2 separate regions of the Homo sapiens genome follow, and region 2 is linked to region 1. Evidence: read pairs that join two places in POLR2A ChIA-PET (ENCODE). Cell type or tissue: HepG2. All regions are shown on one strand. Links, peaks and the distances in the headings refer to the core of each region. The heading gives the core; the rest is flanking DNA. Region 1 has its middle 42 kb from the start of PTMA. Region 2 overlaps PDE6D (phosphodiesterase 6D).

Region 1 (9,688 bases), core at 762-8,761:
AAGAACTTGTATTAGTTTTATGGCTAAGGTTTGCTTTTAAACATTTTCTTGATCATTGTTTTACAGGAACATCTCTTTAATGGAAATTTTTAAACTTATTTTTGCCTCCCCCAAATCCATAACCCCAATTTGAAGTAGAAAGTTGCAAACTATGGGGATGAATTTGCGGAAGGGTATGTCTTTTCTTTTTCTATGAACAACTCAGAATCACATCTCAAAAGGTGTAGGCACTTTCAAGAACGCTTCATCCGCCCGCTTTAAGCACGCGCACCGACGAAAGAGTTTGGGGAGCGAGCGCCTCGGGCTTCCCCGGAGGGGAATTTTCACCCCCGCCAGAGGAAGAGGGCCCAGCTGCGCCATTAGCGCGTGCGAGGGAAAATGGAGGCTCCTGGTCCCACCCGCGCACCGGCGCCTGCGCCCTGGGCGCCCACCCCGGCCCGCGAGGCGGCCACGGCCGGAGAGAGAGGGCAAGGGAACCAGTGCCGTGTCGCGCCCCACCCTGCGCCCGAGCGCAGTGCCGGCGAGCCCGGCTCCGGCCCTTGAGAGTCCGCTCCAGGCCGCTCCACACCACGAGCCGCTCCGCAAGTTTGCAGCGCTCCGTGCTTTCCCTCCAGCCCTTTGTGTTCTAGCGCGCGTCGGAAGGAACGCGGGAACGCGCGCCGTGCTGTGCGCCTGCGCAAGGGTTCAGGCGGTGCGCCAAGCCTGGAGTCAAGAGTGGGCGAGGCTCTCGGCCGCTCCGCCCCGGGCCGCCTTCGCTCCGCCCCTCGCCCGCCATTTCGTGCTCCGCCGCGTCTCCCGCGTCTGGGGCGCGGCTTCCGCGTGATGGACGCCCGGAAGCCGGCACAACAAATGCCCAAGCGCCAGGGCTTCGCTGTCTGCAGGTCCTTCCGCTGCCCGCGGAGCGAAGATGGCGCCTAGAGCTTGCAGCGTTGCCCAAATATGGGGGGAATTAGGCGCCTCTACCTCCTCAAGAAGGGTCTGCCGGCTGACCTCGGGGGTGTGCACGTCCTTCTGTGTGCAGAACCCTGGGGCGTGCGCCTTTCTGTATGTGCACAACCTCGGAAGTGTGCGCATACCCTTGCTTACACTCCCTAGCACGCACACCAAAACTCTGGCATGCACGAACCCGCGGGTTTCCATGTTTTCGTATGTGCACGACCTCGAGGATGTACTTGGACCCGAGAATGTCCGCATTTGTGTTTGCACAGGTCCGGGTGTGCACGGACACGTGCATTCAGGAATGTAGTGGTTCACAGAAGCCGCTGTTTGCGCGGCCCGGGGATGTACGTGGACCCTCGAGTGCTAGCCCCGCCTCCGCTGTCTGTGGCCCGCGAACACGATCTTGTTTCCGGCCTGTTTTGGATTCATTTGCACTTGCCCAGTTTACATGCAAAGCATAATCTGCCGACCACCCCAAGCAATTTTTAATCTTTCCTTCGTTCTTTCTTCACTGATTTTTTGGCTCCTGCCCTGGACCCAACTTTGCACTTGGGCGCACACGGTGATAGTGACGCAGAGCATGAAGCCAGTGGGAGAAACGCCTAGAAATAGGCAGTTAGGACAACCTGAGACCACTGTGAAGGAGGCGCTTGGCTTGTCAATGACAGGGGAAGCGGCCTGGAGGAAGCCGTGAGCCGAGACCAGGGCATGGGGTAGAGGGAATAGGGTAATGGGCCCAGGACTGTTTGGGGAGGCATTCAGTCTCATTTGAGAGGATGGTGGGTGGAAGCAGAGGAGGCAGGTCATGGAGAGGAGTGTGTGGGGAAGGGACCTGTTGGTGAGGCTCGGGGGGCAGAAGACTTGGGCAGGCGTCTGAAGTGAGAGCTCGCATGGACTGGCCTCCCTAGGGAGCAGTGGGGAGAAGCAGCTGGGGCCTGGGGGTAGAGCCCGTGTGCCCACTGTTGACACCTTCGCGGGCTACTGCTCCTCGTGGCTTCTGTATGGAGCACAGGCCTCTTTCCGGGAGAGGGACTCGGACTGCAGGCTCCAGCCCTGCACTGCCATGAAAGGCCTGGGCAGGTTGTCTGCATAAGAACAGTACCTCTGGTGGTGGAAATGGAGGGAGACGCCACGGCACAGAGGACCTGTCCCAGACACGCGGGATGGCAAGCATCAGAGCTGGAGTGACTGCCGAGGTCCCCTGGTGAGGCCCTCCTTGTCTCTCCCTCAGCAGCCTAGTCCCCTCTGATTTTTTTTTTTTCTTTTTTGAGACGGAGTCTCTGTCGCCCAGGCTGGAGTGCAGTTGGCACCGTGTAGGCTCACTGCAACCTCTGTCTGCTGGGTTCAGGCACTCCTGACCTCAGGTGATCCACCCGCCTCGGCCTTCCAGAGTGCTTGGGATTACAGATGTGAGCCACCGCGCCCGGCCCGTCCTCTGTTTATGGTTACGGGTACTCTCCAGTCATGCTCACGGAAAACCTCTCCCTGGAGGTGTCTGCGTTTGCCTTGAGAATCCCTCTCCACGAGGTCCCCAATGTGTCTGTCCCCAGCTCATTGGAACATGTCTCAGGGAGCAGGGGCCACTTCGCACACTTTGCAGGACAGCCTTTTTGCTGTAGGCCAGATCTTTTTTCTTTTTCCTTTTTTTGGAGACAGAGTCTTGTTCTCTTGCCCAGGCTGGAGTGCAGGTAATATGATCTCAGCTTACTGCAACCTCCACCACCTGGGTTCAAGCGATTCTCATGCCTCAGCCTCCTGAGCAACTGGGATTATAGGCATGTATCACCACACCTGGCTAATTTTTGTATTTTTAGTAGAAATGGGGTTTCACTATGTTGGCCAGGCTGGTCTCGAACTCCTGGCCTCAAGTGAACCACCCGCCTCAGCCTCCCAAAGTGCTGGGATTACAGGCACTAGCCAATGCACCCGTCCTAGGCCAGATTTTTTTTTTTTTAATCTGAAATGAAGGTTTTTTTTCAGTCACCCAGAAGACACTTTTTTGTTTTGAGAGAGAGTCTTGCTTTATTGCCCAGGCTGGAGTGCAGAGGTGCAATTTCGGGATTACAGGCACATGCTACCACGCCTGCCTAGTTTTTTGTCTTTTTAGTAGAGACGGGGTTTTCTTGGCCAGGCTGGTCTCAAACTCCTGACCTCAGATGATATTCCCGCTTCAGCCTCCCAAAGTGCTAGGATTACAGGCGTGTTCCACCGCGCCCAGCCTAGACCAGATCTGTTTTATCTGAAACGGAAATGAAGGCTTTTTTTCTGTCACCCAAAAGATACTTTCTGAGCACATGGTCTGTTAAGCCTCTGTCTGGACTAGAGATAGAGCTGTGGAGCAGTTCCTGCCTCTAAGGAACATACAGGCCCAAGTCCCAGGACATGAGGGTCCAGAAGCAGACAAACAGCTTCTTTCCACTGAACCTGGACCTGCCTTCACCCTCCCCACCCAGCCCCGTGCATCTTGAATTAAAACAGAGAAGCTGGGGATTGGATGGCGGCAGGCCCTTCTCCCCACCAAGAGAGTGGCCCTGCCAGGCACTGCCTTCCTCTTTCCCAGGCCTGGGAATTGCCCCCAGCCCCTGCTTCTGGGAGTAACGGGGAGTTGACTGCACTCTGGGACACCAGTTGGGACCCTCCTCAGAAGGGGATGGGGACAGTCCTCAGTGCAGGGCAGTCTGCGGGGGAGGCCATGGTGGGGCTATCCCACTGACCTCCCTCAGCACCATATCTGGACAGCCGTGCCACCCTGGGAGGTGGGGTGAGGGGGCCAGTGTCTAGCCGTCTAGCTGTTGTTCCCGTGACACTCAGGCCTCAGGGCAGGTTGTGCCACTTTCATCCACCAGCAGGGCCAAGGCCTGGAGCCCGCAGGGCACCAATTCTGAGATCTGCTCTAAACAAGGCCTGCATCCTTCAAAGTTGGTGAGGTGGTCTCTTCTCCTGTAGGACAGGCAGGTTTCCTACTTTCCCCAAAGGCCCCAGGACTTGGGTGATGTCCTTCTCCGTCAACGGTCCTCTCCTTCAGCACAAGGCTCCAGAGGCAGCTCCCCATCCCACCCCACTCCTGAGCAGGCGGCCGGAGCTGCCCCCTCTGAATGCCACGCTGGGCAAGGGGTCCGTGCCTGGGAAACACCTGGTGGGCAATGCTCTGGCCTCAAGAATAAACAACGGGGATCTAGATGATGCCACCGTCCTCAGTCTCTGACCTCCAAAGGAGCCACATTCAAGAGAAGGGAGGTCCCTCCACAAATGAGACAGCAGAAGAATAAATGCTACCCTGTGCCTGCCGACTTCCTGCAGAGGTCTGTGGGCTCGTGTAAATAATTGAATGGAAAACTTCAGAAGGAAGGCAGCCCACGGGAGCCTGGCCTTGCCCGCCAGAAAGCAGGTTATAAAATGTTTCCCATGTAAGTGGTGGCTGGGGGTAGTCAGGAGGCCTAGTTACAACCCCGAGAAGTAAGGCTGCCCTGGGCTCCCAGGGGAAACACTGGGCTGGGTGGGTGGGCGCTCTTCAGGGAGTAGATTCCTCCCGGCCACCCTCAGCTCCTAGTCTCTTGGGTGTGGTAGCTCCAAGATCTCAAAGCCCAATCGCCGAGCCCGGTGGTTTCCGATGTGTCCTACCCTCCCTCCTGCTGCACATGCAGCTTGCATTGCTGGGGAGTAAGGGGAGATGATTTCCGGCCAGCACAGGCAAAGCCAGGCAGGGAGTCCCCTGAGGCGGCGCAGCAGGAGGACCACCAAGTGTGGCCCATACGCCCGGCATCCGGCCCTCTCCCTGCCTTGTCCTCAGCTGAGGCCTGAGGTGAATTGTAGGCTGGGCCGATTCCCCACCCCTGGCCTCAGGGCGGTTCCTCCTGGGTCCAACTGCCCCAGCCCAGGCCATCTGGGAGGCAGGCTGGGCGGGGAGAGAGGGAGGGAGGACGTGTGTGAGCCACTGCCCAGCCCCCGAGGCACAAACATTTCCTTATGTGGTGGCTCTGAGTGCCCGGGCGACACCCTAGAGGCTGCTGGGGAGGGCCAGGGCCGGACACACCCTGGGTGATCGCAGAAGCAGAGCCCCTGCCCAACAGGATCTTGGCCTCATCTTGTGGAGGAACGGACCCCCACCTGGCTCTTTGTCCCCTGGAGTGGCCCACAATCCCCTAGGAGGAAGTGGTCACTGCTTCTGTACGGGATGTTTCCCCAAATTCCCCGTGTTTGCAAGAGAAACTGTGAGATTAGAGGTACAGCAGAGACCCCAGCCCCGGGACAGGAAGGGGTGAAGGGTGGGCTGGCAGGCCCCTAGCCTCAGGGTGCGCCTCCCGCACCGCCCCCCACTCAGCACCAGGCACGGCGCTACTCCCTTTGTTTCCGGCAGGCTTTGGGAGCTATATTTGGCTGTGGGGGGATAACAGGGTGACTCATGGGAGGGACGGCCCGGGGTGGGAAGTGGAGGAGCTGTGTCTCTGGAAATGCGGCTCCCTCTGTTCCCAAGCCTGCCGCAGGTGCTAGCCCTCCGTGAGCGCTGAAAGCAAAACAGCCAACAACGCCAGGGCTCCCACCTGTAATCTCAGCACTTTGGGAGGCCGAGGGGGGCAGATTGCTTGAGCCCAGGAGTTTGAGACCAACCTGGCCAGCACAGTGAGACCCCGTCTCTACAGAAAAAAATTAGCCAGGTGTGACGGTGCACGCCTGTGGTCCCAGCTACTCTGGATGCTGAGGCAGGAGAATCACCTGAGCCTAGAAGTTCAAGGCTGGAGAGAGCCGAGATCACGCCACTACACTCCAGCCTGGGCAACAAAATAAGACCCTATCTCAAAAAAAAAAGAAAGAAAGAGAAAAGAAAAAGAAACTGGGCAGACCCAGCATAGCTGCCTCCCACAGCAACGCAAGGCTGCATGGTCCCTGCACTTGCTCTCGGGGTGTAGGACATTGACCTCAGGGGGCACCCCAGCTGTCCAGAGTCTGGTTAGCACACCCCAGGCCTGATCCCCTGGGATGTCTACTCAGACCCCCGAACTGCCCTAGCTTCTCAGGCCAGTGTCATTTCTCCAAGGTGACAGCCTTTAAAGCAGATTTGAATGGCTGACAGGGCGTGTTCCCCATGGGATATGTATTTTATTGTTGTTTTATGGCTTTTTTTTTTTTTCTTGAGACAGAGTCTCACTCTGTCGCTCAGGCTGAAGTGCAATGGAGCAATCTCGGCTCACTGCAACCTCTGCCTCCTGGGTTCAAGCGATTGTCCTGCCTCAGCTTCCCAAGTAGCTGGGATTATAAGCACCTGCCACCATACCTGGAGAATTTTTTTTGTTTTGTTTTGTTTTTTGAGACACACCTGGCTAATTTTTGTTTTTGTTGTTGTTTGTTTTTTTTTTTTGAGACAGAGTTTCCCTCTTGTTGCCCAGGCTGGAGTGCAACGGTGCAATCTCGGCTCACTGCAACCTCCGCTTCCCAGGTTCAAGCAATTCTCCTGCCTCAGCCTCCCAAGTAGCTGGGATTACAGGCACGTGCCACCACACCCAGCTAATTTTGTATTTTTAGTAGAGATGGGGTTTCTCCATGTTGGTCAGGCTGGTCTCGACCACCTGACTTCAGGTGATCCGCCTGCCTCGGCCTCCCAAAGTGCTGAGATTACAGGCATGATGAGCCACTGCGCCCGGCATTTTTGTATTTTTAGTAGAAATGGGGTTTCACCATGTTGGCTGGGCTGGTCTCGAACTCCTGACCTCAGGTGATCTGCCTGCCTTGGCCTCCCAAAGTGTTGGGATTACAGGCATGAGCCACCGTGCCTGGCCAGGATATTTTTTAAATGGGGCTCCAGTAAGAAATGTGCTCATTCCAGTGCATCTTGAATTGGTCTGATTTCAGGGAGTATATAGGTTGAGGCTGACTCCGAAAGTTAACCCTGGTCTAGGAGGCCTTGGCATGCCAGCACCGCCAGTACCACCCCCACCGGGCTGAGGGGATGAGCCTGCTGGGCCTGGCTGCCAGCTGGCCCTGCGACTCCCATCTTTTCTCCGACAGCCCCTTGATGCTCGGCTCCCCGGGGTCTGTCCTTGGTCCCTCAGTCAAGGGACATCCATCTCTAAATTGCCTTCCTCCCTTGGTCAAGGGACATGCATCTCTAAAGTGCCTTCCTCCCAGCGACTACCCTTACCACCTGACACTGGGAAAGTCACCTCCTGCCTCAGAGCTCCCATTGGCCCCAGCCCAACTTGCCCCATCCTGATTCAGTGGGAATGGGTAGGATTCAAGCCCCCCAGTTCGAGACCCAGTCTTCTGTGGTACACTAGGATCCCAGAGCTGAAGTAGAGAATCTGGTTAATACATCAGTGTACAGACTCTTCAGTTTTAAGATTCTCTTTCCATACTGGGGGAGGTCTCAGGAATCTGTAGAAGGTAGATGGGGAAATGGACACTCAGAAGCATCAGACACTTCACAATCCAGATGCTGATAAAATGGCCAAACCTTGGTGTTCAAAGGGATCTTAGTGGTCATCTCATTCAACCCAACTACCCAAAGCAGAAATCTCTTCTACTGCTTCCTTGATTGCTTCCAGCAGCGGGGAACTCACTGCCTTGGTATGGTTTTGTTTTGCTTCTTGTTTTTGAGATAGTCTCTCTTTGTCACCTAGGCTGGATTGCAGTGGCATGATCATGGCTCACTGCAGCCTTGACTTCCTGGGCTTGAGCGATCCTACCTTCTCAATCCACTCCCCCTCAAAGTAGCTGGGACTATAGGTGTGTGCCACCATGCCCCACTTATTTCTGTATTTTTAGCAGAGGCAGGGTTTTGCCATGTTGCCCAGGCCAGTCTTGAACTCCTAGGCTCAAGTGATCCTTCTGCCTTGGCCTCCCAAAGTGCTGGGATTACGGGTGCGAGCCACCACGCCCGGCGGGTGTGTTCTGTCTTATACTTAAAGGAATTAAAATTTTCCTCCTTCAGCGTCTGTCCTCGTGGTCCTTGTTCTGTGTGTTCTGTGAAAGCAGAGTTACAGGGTGGTTTGCTACCCGCTGCATCCCACCACCTCATACAAAGCTGGGATGTAGCGATGTTCAATGGATATGCTGCCGGAATGATGGATGAAGCAATACTGAATGTTAGCCATGGTGCTGCCTTGCAGTCATCTACTCTAGGCTATACAGCACCATCTCACATATGACAGACAGGGTTTCCAGAACATTCCTCATCCTTCCCACGCCTCTACCACATGCAGGTTGCAGAGTTCTTTTGAGCAGTGGGCCCTCTGCAGTGAACTCAGTTTTCCAGGACTGTCCTGAATGGCACAGAAGTGGAGTGGGGCATGCCACCCCTCGGGGTGCACTCCATGCTGCTGTCCGCACAACCTGCCCTGCGAGGGCTTATTTCAGCATCACGCCATAGGTGCATCTCTCTGAGCCCCAGGCTGGTCCTTGGTGCAGCAGAGATGCAACTTTAACTTCCAGAGTTTTAGCAAAGCATGGGGCTCCTTGCTTTGTATGGCAATGGTACCACACCTTGGAAGAGGGCAGCCCCAGGCCCTCCTAGGTGGAACCTGTTCAAGGGGCCAACAGTCTCGTTGTGGGGCAAGAAGATGCCAGAGTGTGCCCCTTGCTTAGTTTCCTCAGTGAGCGAGACCTGGCATTGGGGGTCTCCCAGTCCCCAAGCTGAGAGACCCATAACCAGGTCATCAGCAGTTGTCTGACTGTGGGTGGAGGAGCCCCTGGGCCCCAGGGCTTCCAGGCACTGTGGCTCAGCTTTGCCGGCCCAGAGAGCCACATAGGCATGAGGTAGTTGTGAACACACAGTTCTGGGTTAATAAGTGTTTGCTGACTGACTCCCAAGGGCTAGGAGGTGGGGAACTGCCACAGGCTGGTGGCTGGCAGACTTCATATGGCACCTGGGACGCTGGGGGGTCCTGGTCCCCTCTGCCGTGAGGGGCCAGGTCAAACTCATCCCTCTCACCCCAGCCCACAGGTTGCAGGTCTTTTTTTTTTTTTTTGAGATGGAGTTTCACTCTTGTTGCCCAGGCTGGAGTGCAGTGGTGCAATCTTGGCTCACTGCAACCTCTGCCTCCCGGGTTCAAGCGATTCTCCTGCCTGAGCCTCCCAAGTAGCTGGAATTACAGGTGCCCGCCACCACGCCCGGCTAATGTTTGTAGTTTTAGTAGAGACAGGGTTTCACCATGTTGGCCAGGCTGGTCTTGAACTCCTGACCTCAGGTGATCCACCTGCCTTGGCTTTCCAAAGTGCTGGGATTACAGGCGTGAGCCACCACGCCCGGCCACACAGGTTGCAGATTTGATGAAGGGCAGGGAGGAGGCTCTGGCTAAGACCAGGCTGGATCTGAACTTGTAGTCCAAAGGCAGAAGGAGTGAGATCCAGACTATCCCAGGAAGGAACTGGGGCCTCTGGAAAACCAGAGAGGTTTTCCTCCCCTGAAGGGGTTTTGTGGCACCGTCCCTCAACAGGCCACCTGGTGGCCACAGAGGCTCAGGCAGGGTTGGGTGGGGGGGAATGGGAGGGGATGGGGTGGGTCAGGGCCATTGCTCCCTGCTGAGTCCCACTGGGGATCATTGTGACAGAGAGGAAACCCCTGTTGGTGCAGGGAAGCCAAAGGAAAATAAAATTTGCCCCACCCTGAAAAGGAAAGGAAGACTCAGGAGAGAGGCCCCAGAGGGGGAGGCGTTACTGCCCAAAGGCTCCCAAGACCTGTCAGGTCAGCAGACACCAGCTGTGTCCCAGCAGAAGGTGGCCGGTTGAGCCCAGCTCCAGGAGGACACCAGCTCGG
Region 2 (9,688 bases), core at 952-8,951, 76 kb after region 1:
AGTGGCCTTGCCAGTCAAATCTGTATGATACTGTATGTAGAGCACTGTACTAGGCCCTGCTCATAGCAGCTTCCTCCATGATCATATCACAATACAACGTCAGTGCCTAAACCAGGCACCACCATCCACGCTCCCAGTGTCAGAGACCTCAAAGCCCCTTGTAGTGGCTAGCTTTGTTTTGGTTTGTTTCACTGGGGATTCACAGTCTTGCAGAGTGTAGGAATCCTACCACAAACTGAGTTGTAAAAGGAATGTTATCAAAGCACTGCTTTAGTTCACTGGGTATTGTTGCCTTTTGTCCTGGTCGCCCTAAGCCCTGATTTCAGGCATGTAGGCAGCAGAATACCTTCTAGGCATTGCCCTTTGAAGTAAACTTTTTGTTCCAGGCGGAATTTTTCCATTTGTTCTGTCGAAGAAAAATTAAGTTCTCGAGACACTGCCTTGCACTTGAGGATTTTCTTGGGAACACGGGCTGGTAAGAGAAAAACAAATGTTGAAGCCTTTCTAAATGAAAACCACAGGACTATGATGCTTCAAATTTCTGGGAGCTTCTTACAGCTGATTTAGAGAACACTTTCTTACAGCTGATTTAGAGAACACTTTCTTACATTTTGGATAATGCCTTGGTAAGTGCATTACACTTTGTGTGGCTGAAAGCAGAGGTCTCTAATTGGTCACCCGTATCTGAAAGATATTAGATCTTCAAGGAACACCAGGTTTTGTGCATCTAAGGGCCTCATCTAACTACTCTCATCAGGAAGGGGGCTGCATGGGTACCTTCTCTCTACTCTGTTCTGGTGATTTTAACCCCTTCCTTCTTCTTTACTTCAGGGAGATAAAAATGCAAATTTTCTTTTGGAGAAAAAGTTGAGATCTTAGTTTCTATCTTTGGGTATGTTCTAATGGTAAAATATCAGCACAAAATGGGTTTTGGGAAGTGAGAGAAAGAACTGTTAAGAAAGTAACTGGCTGGGCGTGGTGGCTCACACCTGTAATCCCAGCACTTTGGGAGGCTGAGGCGGGCAGATCACTTGATGTCCGGAGTTCGAGACCAGGATGGCCAACATGGTGAAACCCCATCTCTACTCAAAATACAAAAATTAGCCAGATGTGGTGGCGCACGCCTGTAGTCCCAGCTACTCGGGAGGCTGAGGCATGAAAATCGCTGGAACCTGGGAAGCAGAGGTTGCAGTGAGCCAAGATCACACCACTGCATTCCATCCAGCCTGGGTGATAGAGCAAGACTGTGTCTCAAAAAAAAAAAAAAAAAAAAAAAAAGAAAGTAACTGAAACTGTCAACAACACATGGATTAACATGCTGTGTCTTCAGGGGCTCACCCGCCTATTAGGTATGTGTTAACTTAGCTCTCTTATGCTCAGGTGCTAGTCTGGCATTGGTCACAGCCCTGTGTAGATAAAGGGTTGGAAAGTACCTTCATGCTCCACACCAGGGACAGACAGGTCTTCTGTTCCTTGCCAGAGTATCTTCCCTGTCTCAGCATCCCGAAGGTTCATCCAATTTCTGATCAAATATGACTAAGGAAAAATAAGGCACTGAAAGTGACTCCCACTTTGTATTCTAGGTGTCTCATGTTTACTCCCACCAACTCTTGTTTACTTTTTAAAAAGTTTGTCAAACTGCTCATTGCCATGGAAGCACATAAGAATGTGAGGAGAGTCAAAAAGACATCTAAAGGAAGAAGCAGAAACCTAGAGAAGTTACTTTTATCTATGAGAATCCTAAGACTGCACACACCTAGAGACTGCAAGAAAGGGACAGAAAACGAATAGTGCAAAATTTAAAATTTACCAACAGGATCTGACCAACCAAGATAAAATACCTAAAGAAACAAATATCAGATGTACCCCAAGGAAACAACTCATGAAGATCACTCTATAGTGAATGCCACAGTCCATAAACTTCACCCACAAGCACAGAACTCTCAAATTGCTTTGTAGTGGCCCCCTCTGTTTTTTTTTTTTGAAACAGAGTCTCACTCTGTCACACAGGCTGGAATGCAGTGGCACAATCTCGGCTCACTACAACCTTCATCTCCTTGGTTCAAGCAATTCTTGTGCCTCAGCCTCCTGAGTAGCTGGAATTATAGGAGCACGTCACCAAGCCCAGCTTATTTTTGTATTTTTAATAGAGATGGGGTTTCACCATGTTGGCCAGGCTGGTCTCGAACTCCTGACCTCAAGTGATCTGTCTGCCTCAGCCTCTGAGTGCCCTGTTTTTAAATATGAGAAGATAGCCAAGTATCAACAGAAATTTAAGAAAGCATTTATTATGAAAGACAGACCAAAACAAACTAAAAGAAAAAAGTAACTTAGAAGAATAAAGAGGCTTACAGATAAAGACATAAGTTTTAAAAAGGAGCATTAAAAAAGAGAGATAAGACATAACCTTTACAGACACTAAAAATTAATATAATAAAATTCTGTATATTTTAGGTGAATTTCTCTGGTTTGAGGTTACAACTTATGAAGCTGGTTAACTGATGTTCTCTGTCAGAAAATGCCTTCTAACATAAGTATTTATATTTTCTAGTTTCTGTATTGTTTCATACATTAAATGAGTCAATAATACCAATTTAAAAAAGAATATTCAGAGAACAAAAAAGAACTCTAGAAACACATATATTTTGATAGCAGAACCAAACAACTCAACACAAAGACAAAATTGAAGAAAGCTTTCAGAACGAAAAAGGCAAGGATAGAAAACAGGAGAGCAGGCTGAGTGTGGTGGCTCACACCTGTAATTCCAGCACTTTGGGAGGCTGAGGTGGGTGGATTCCTTGAGCTCAGGAGTTTGAGATTAGCCTGGGAAACATGGTGAAACCCCATCTCTACAAAAATACAAAATTAACAAGTCATGGTGGTGCATGCCTGTGGTCCCAGCTACTCTGGAGGCTGAGGTGAGAGGATTGCCTGAGTCCACAAAATCAATGCTGCAGTGAGCCGAGATCATGCGACTGCACTCCAGCCTGGGCGACAGAGGGAGACCCTGTCTCAAAAAAAAAAAAAAAAAAAAAAAGGAGAGTAAAGGCACAAAAACTTATAGTCCAAGAATAGTCCAAGAGTTCTAGTGTCTAACTAATAGAAGTTCTAGAAAGGTAGAACAGAGAGAACAGAGGGGAGGATGGCATCAATAAATTAATTCAAGAAAATTTCGTAGATGGAAAGTGTCTAGGCCAGGAGCGATGGCTCACCTGTAATCCCAGCACTTTGGGAGGCTGAGGCGGGCGGATCACCTGAAGTCGGGAGTTCGAGACCAGCCTGACCAACATGGAGAAACCCCATCTCTACCGAAAACACAAAATTAGCCAGACGTGGTGGTGCCTGCCTGTAATCCCAGCTACTCAGGAGGCTGAGGCAGGAGAATCACTTGAACCCGGGAGATTGCGCCATTGCACTCCAGCCTCAACAAGAGCGAAACCCTGTCTCAAAAAAAAAAAAAAAAAAAAAAAAAGGGTGTAGCAAATGCCCAAGTCACATCATTAGTGCATTTACAGAATATCAAAGATAAAGAAAAGCGAAAAGCTTCCAGAGGTTAAACAAGTCATTATACAAAGGGTCAAATCAGAATAGGAAAAAAAATCAGAATAAATCAAATTCAAAAGGAACCCTGGAGGGTAGGAGACAACTTAGCAGGGCCTTTAAAATTTTCAGGGAAACAATTCCTGAAACAAACTAAAAAATATTTGCTTTCTTAAGAAACTAAGGAAAATATGGCTTCATCAAAATGACAGAGAAAACCAAGAAAGGGGATGACATGGGATATAGCAAGCAAGAAACAGCTGAAGGGAGTCCCCTGAGTGACAGTGAAGGAAGATCCCAAGACAATAGCTCTTTAACAGGTCTGGAGAGTGACTAGTCCAGGGTCCAGGCTAGAGCAGGTCACAAAGCTCAGGAAGAGATTTTCTTTTAAAAAGATAAAATTCATAGAATACCTAGTGTGTTTATATGGAAAGGAGATTTATACAATTAGAGGGAGATTTTGGGGTCAAATTCATGAGAAGCACAGAAAATCTAAGCAAATGACAAAAATCCAAGTACTGACATCAAGAAAAATTAAAGGTAGTACTGGAAGAAAAAAGTAGTCATAGTATAACTCATGGCTTCATTGCAAGTAGTGCTGATATGGTCATAACAATGAAAGCACATGCTAACACCCAATATAATTTACCTGGGAGGATGGGGGAACAAGAGTATGTATATCTGGATAGTCAGGCACGAAATGTTGAGAAACAACAAAACTGTCATTTTCCGTAGTGGAAAGTGGATAAATAATGCTAAAATGGAAACATTACGACATAGCCACATTTTGCTTTTTAGAAATACCAAGATGAATACCAAATAAATAAGCTAAAAAGGATTGAAAATAGTTTTCTCTGGGGAGTAGAAAATAGGGGGACAGGGAGTGGTGCTCTTCATTAGAAACTAGATAGACTGTGTTTTTTGTTTTTTTTTTGAGATGGTTTCGCTCTTGTTGCCCAGGCTGGAGTGCAATGGCATGATCTTGGCTCACTGCAATCTCCACCTCCTGGGTTCAAGCAATTCTCCTGCCTCAGCCTCCTGAGTAGCTGGGATTACAGGCATGCACCACCATGCCCGGCTAATTTTTGTATTTTTAACTGGAGATGGGGTTTCTCCATGTTGTTCAGGCTGGTCTCAAACTCCCGACCTCAGGTGATCCGCTTGCCTTGGCCTCCCAAAGTGCTGCGATTACAGGTGTGAGCCACCTTGCCCGGCTGACTATGATTCTTTAAATGATGAACACATACAACTTAATAAAAATAAAGACTAACTTTAAGAAGAGAGTGCTAAGGTTTTTTTTGTTTTGTTTTAAAAAACAATTGACAAACCATTAAAGGAAAAGAAAATTAACATTATGCAAGCACAGAGGCTGTCTGCAAAAGATCGTTAATATTTGCGAAGAGACTGAGCTGCAGATAAATATATGTATAATATAGATATAGTTTACATGTGTCTTTTTTTTGGTTTTCTTTTTTTGCTATCTTGTGATCAGACTCTCTTCCCAAAGAAGAGAGTCTCTACCTTGTGGAAGGCAGTGACTGCTTTGCACTACAGCAGCTAGAAAGGCCAGATCCTTTTCTCCCAGCCCTGGCATAATCAGGGGTGAGCACAAGAAGGCCTAGCCTTGGACACGTGCTACCCAGTTCTGGGGTCCTGAAGCTACAGGACTTTCGAGGGAGTTGGAAGTTCTTCAGGGTGGGGGCAGCAGGGGCATGCCAACCTGCCCTTTCCTACTGTGTGGTCTTTGCTACAGACCCTGTCCTTCAACTTCCAGGCAGCTCCAAAAGCCTCAGATACCCTTTCCCATTGTTTGAATAGCTTGCAGTGAAGAACCCTAAACAACACAGCTGACTGGAATCATCATGTGTGTAATAACACTATATTTTACCCTCTGGAGAGATTCTGTCTAGGTTTTGCTGCTATACGAGAAAAGTCTCGGCTGGGCGTCGTGGCTCACGCCTGTAATTGCAGCACTTTTGGAGGCCGAGGCGGGCGGATCACGAGGTCAAGAGATCAAGACCATCTTGGCCAACATGGTGAAACCCCGTTTCTACTAAAAATACAAGAATTAGCTGGGCGTGGTGGTGTGCGCCTGTAGTCCCAGCTAATCAGGAGGCTGAGGCAGGAGAATCGCTTGAACAGAGGAGGCGGAGGTTGCAGTGAGCAGTGAGCCAAGATCATGTACTGCACTCCAGCCTGGCGACAGAGCAAGATTCCGTCTCAAAAAAAAAAAAAAAAAAAAAGAAAAGTCTCAAAATATAACAAAGGGTTATTCAGCAGAGTGCCTGCAATGTGATGAGGAGTCTATCTTTCTGTGCACTCAACCTGCTTGTGGGCATCCCTGCATGAATGTACTGTCGCTTTCAGATCACATTGGCTGTGTCATTCTCCCCTCAGGGTGTGCAATTCCTAACAAACTCTCCTTCTATGCTCAATACATCTCCAGACAGTGCCGTTCCTCTCCACCCGTGTGATCTGCCTTCCTCTGGTTCATATTTTCAAACTCCACTTTTTTTTTTTAAACAACTAAATTCAAAAGCAAGTTCACATACTTCCTTAGGTCATGTCTCACAATTATAATTACTATAAATATGCTCACACATCCCAGGGTCTCTATATGTTAAGAGAAAGCTTCCCAACGGCAGAAGGAAAACAACAGATACTACTGCTCTATCAATCCCCTCTGAGCTCAGATCTAAACTGTCCCAGGCAGCTAAGCCCAAGGTTTTCTGAAGACATAGTCCTCATTCGACCTTCTCTGAACAAGCTTTTCATTCTTTCACAGCCGATAGTGTCCTATGTACCCACTACGGCAACATGGACATCAGACTTTCTTAAATTAAACAATAAGACTAAACAAAACTAAAATGACTTCTACAGTTCCAGGCTCACAGGCAGATGAGGCATTCTAGCAAAACTAGAAAAGTCCCGGAGGGTCCCTGCACAAAGCTGCAGTTGGAGCAGACTGAACTTCCAGAAAAAGCACTACTGTGACTGGCAGAGGTCAGAAAAGCAAAGCCTGGGGCCAGGACTTACTCTTCAATCTATGTATTAAATGATAAAAAAGAAAGATGTTTTAAATTAGTCTTCTATCTGGCATTTAGTGAATAGTAAATTTAAGCTCCCCTTATTTCAAGGGAGAGAAGTAGCTAAAAATACATGGTTGATTTCCACAACATGAATGTCTTTTCTCTGTAAATAACCAGGTTAAGGACTTAATTGCTTTTCTTTTTTTTTTTTTTTTGGAGACAGAGTTTCGCTCTTGTTGCCCCGACTGGAGTGAATGGCACGATCTCGGCTCACCACAACCTCCGCCTCCCGGGTTCAAGTGATTCTCCTGCCTCAGCCTCCTGAGTATTTGGGATTACAGGCATGCGCCACCATGCCCGGCTAATTTTGTATTTTTAGTAGCGATGGGGTTTCTCCATGTTGGTCAGGCTGGTCTCGAACTCCCAACCTGAGGTGATCTGCCTGCCTCGGCCTCCCAAAATGCTGGGATTACAGGCGTTGAGCCACCGTGCCCGGCCCTAATTGCTTATCTTTTTGGGAATCACATAAAAATATATTCTATAAAATATATTTATATGTTTAGCCAGTTCAATATACATAGTTATTCCTGCATGTGCCCTAATCTGGAAAATTATCTACCAGTATCTATATCATGTGCATCATTTTATAATCCTTGCACATTTTAATCCTTAACAAGTTTTGTAAGATTTTATCCTCAATACAGCATTAGAGAAATACAAAGAGAGCTCCATCCAACGACGTTGGGATTGAGGCCATTGAAGGCCCCTCTAAGTTCTGTAATTTTAGGGGTGAAAAGGAAGCCCTTAGTTCATGGTAGAAATGCAGCAATTTGGGAACATCTTTATAAAATGGAAATCCATAATAGTCTATTAGTAAGGAGAAATAAAAGTTATTAAGGTAGATGTCTTAAAATAATAACAATGAGAAAAGCTGGTCCTCAAAAGAGGAAACTTCAAGTTGACTTCTGAGGAGCCAAAACAAAAACAAAAACACACAAAAAAAACCGAGGAAACATTTGGCTAAAAATGCTAGAAATGAAAGACAAGCTTTGATGATTGGTCATCATCTGGCTAAAAACATATTTGTTTTAACAGCTTACTGCTAACCAGATTTTTTAGAGAAAAAGAGCCTGAGTTTTAAGACTCAAAGGTCAAGTCACTTCCAATCTTGAGAGGAGGATTAGGTGGACAGGCTTTAAAGGAGGGGCTGGAGTACTATTTATAAGTTCTACCCTCTGGGTCAGCCAGGTCTTTGTTCATTTAAAAGCTCCCTGGTGATTTATACGAAGGATGAGCACAAAGGAACATTCCTTTCCTATGGGAAGCCTCCTGCTTAGAGGAGATCGGGCTCTGGTACCCTCTAATTTGGAACCAGGCAAACATAAGGAAGCACTTTCGTATGTAAAATAAGAATATCTTAAAAGTAAGCTTCAGAACAAAACCAATAGTTTGCAAAGTATTAAGCGTTAGGAAAGGTAAAAAAGGAAGTAAATATTCCATAAATATTATGGAAGAATGGGTGACACTTGGCTCAACACAGGTTACGCAAATCCTCTTGTGTCTTACAGAATAGTTGTGACCTGGTGTGATTTAGGTGCAGTCTGGTGCTGGAGCTGGGGGCAGACTTGAGGTATAGAAGGCAGTGAAGGAGGTGGGTGGTAGAATGGGAAGGGAAGGATTGGGGATCAGAAGAGATCAGTTAGATGAACGGGGTACTAGGTAAATTTCCTTGAGAGATGTGAAAGTAGAAAACAGGATAATAAAATGATTTGAACCAAGCTTGTCCAACCCATGGCCTCTGGGCTGCATGTGGCCCAACACAAATTTGTAAACTTTCTTAAAACTTTTTTATTTATTTTTTAGTTCATCAGCTATCGTCAGTGTATTTTATTTTTTAATTTTTATTTTACTTTATTTTATTTTTGAGACGGAGTCCCAATCTGTTGTCCAGGCTGGAGTGCAGTGGTGCAATCTCGGCTCACTGCAACCTCCACGTCCCAGGTTCAAGTGATTCTCCTGCCTCAGCATCCTGAGTAGCTGGGATTACATGTGCCCGCCCCCATGTCCGGCTAATTTTTTGTATTTTTAGTACAGACGGGGTTTCACTATGTTGCCCAGGCTGGTCTCAAACCCCTGACCTCAAGCAATCCACCTGCCTCGGTCTCCCAAAGTGCTGGGATTACAGGCATGAGCCACAGTGCCTGGCCCGTTGGTGTATTTTACATGTGCTCCAAGATAATTCTTCTTCCAATGTGGCCCAGGGAAGCCAAAAGATTGGACACTCCTGTTAAAGTAGTTTGTAACAATCATCTATGAGTATTTTGGAATGAGTACACTGGTTCTGAGAGACTTGATTCGTTTTAAATGGAAATAGTCAACATCATTTTTTATATAATAAACAGATCCACACTACATGCCCGTACCTCACCGGCCAGTTGAAGGAGGAAGAAAGAGAAATCAGGGTAAGAGAACAGAGAGTGAGAAGGAATGGGGAAGACAAAAAGCAGAAAGAGAAAAGAAACACGGGGGACACACACAGGAGAGACACAGGGACGGAGTGAAGGGGAAAAAAAGACTGAGAAAAAACACAGAAAGGCCCACATACAACTCAGAACCAAGAGACAGAGCCAGGACAGAAGGCAACAAAAAGGAAGAGTCTCCGAAAATTTGGAGATAGATCCCATACAGTTTTCTTCCTACTTTAATACTGTATAGCTGTCTGGGTTAGTGAGTTTCACAAGACAGTTTGAAATTGATGAGAACAGGAGGAAGACTAAGTATTCCAAGTGTTAAGCTCCTCTGAAAATGTTAATTGGCTGGTTCATAGTTTCGTGTAATTTATCATCCAAACGATGATACTTTTTTTCTTTTGAGATGGAGTTTCGCTCTTTGTTGCCCAGGCTGGAGTGCAGTGGTGCGATCTCGGCTCACTGCAACCTCCGCCTCCCGGGTTCAAGCGATTCTCCTGTCTTAGCCTCCTGAGTAGCTGGGATTACAGGCATGCGCCACCACACCTGGCTAATTTTTGTATTTTTAGTAGAGACGGGGTTTCACCATGTTGGCCAGGCTGGTCTTGAACTCCTGACCTCAGGTGATCCGCCTGCCTCGTCCTCCCAGAG

What was found. Peaks named below come from ENCODE experiments on the same cell type or tissue, not always from the same donor. Only the 100,000 strongest peaks of a DNase experiment are listed, where the experiment ranks them.
Region 2: POLR2A ChIA-PET joins it to region 1 with 6 read pairs; 6 of 35 experiments call an interaction of 5 or more read pairs at or near these places.

The regions. Positions count from the first base shown.
Region 1 is chr2:231,661,716-231,671,403 of GRCh38, forward strand. No RefSeq gene overlaps it. Among named protein-coding and RNA genes, the nearest start is that of PTMA, 42 kb to the right of the region's middle. RefSeq lists silencers at 290-489, 5,362-5,421, 9,305-9,444, 9,505-9,554 and enhancers at 603-897, 830-5,683, 4,176-5,383, 4,522-4,581, 4,731-5,266 and 3 more. In HepG2, for the core only: no CTCF peak of the experiment used is centred there; DNase peaks (open chromatin) are centred at 4,846 and 5,336; H3K4me3 peaks cover 1,065 bases; H3K27me3 peaks cover 4,261 bases.
Region 2 is chr2:231,737,667-231,747,354 of GRCh38, forward strand. PDE6D (phosphodiesterase 6D) reads right to left here. Exons shown (of 5, transcript NM_002601.4): 2 at 1,434-1,522; 3 at 347-472. Among named protein-coding and RNA genes, the nearest start is that of MIR1244-1, 29 kb to the left of the region's middle. In HepG2, for the core only: no CTCF peak of the experiment used is centred there; no DNase peak of the experiment used is centred there; H3K27me3 peaks cover 773 bases.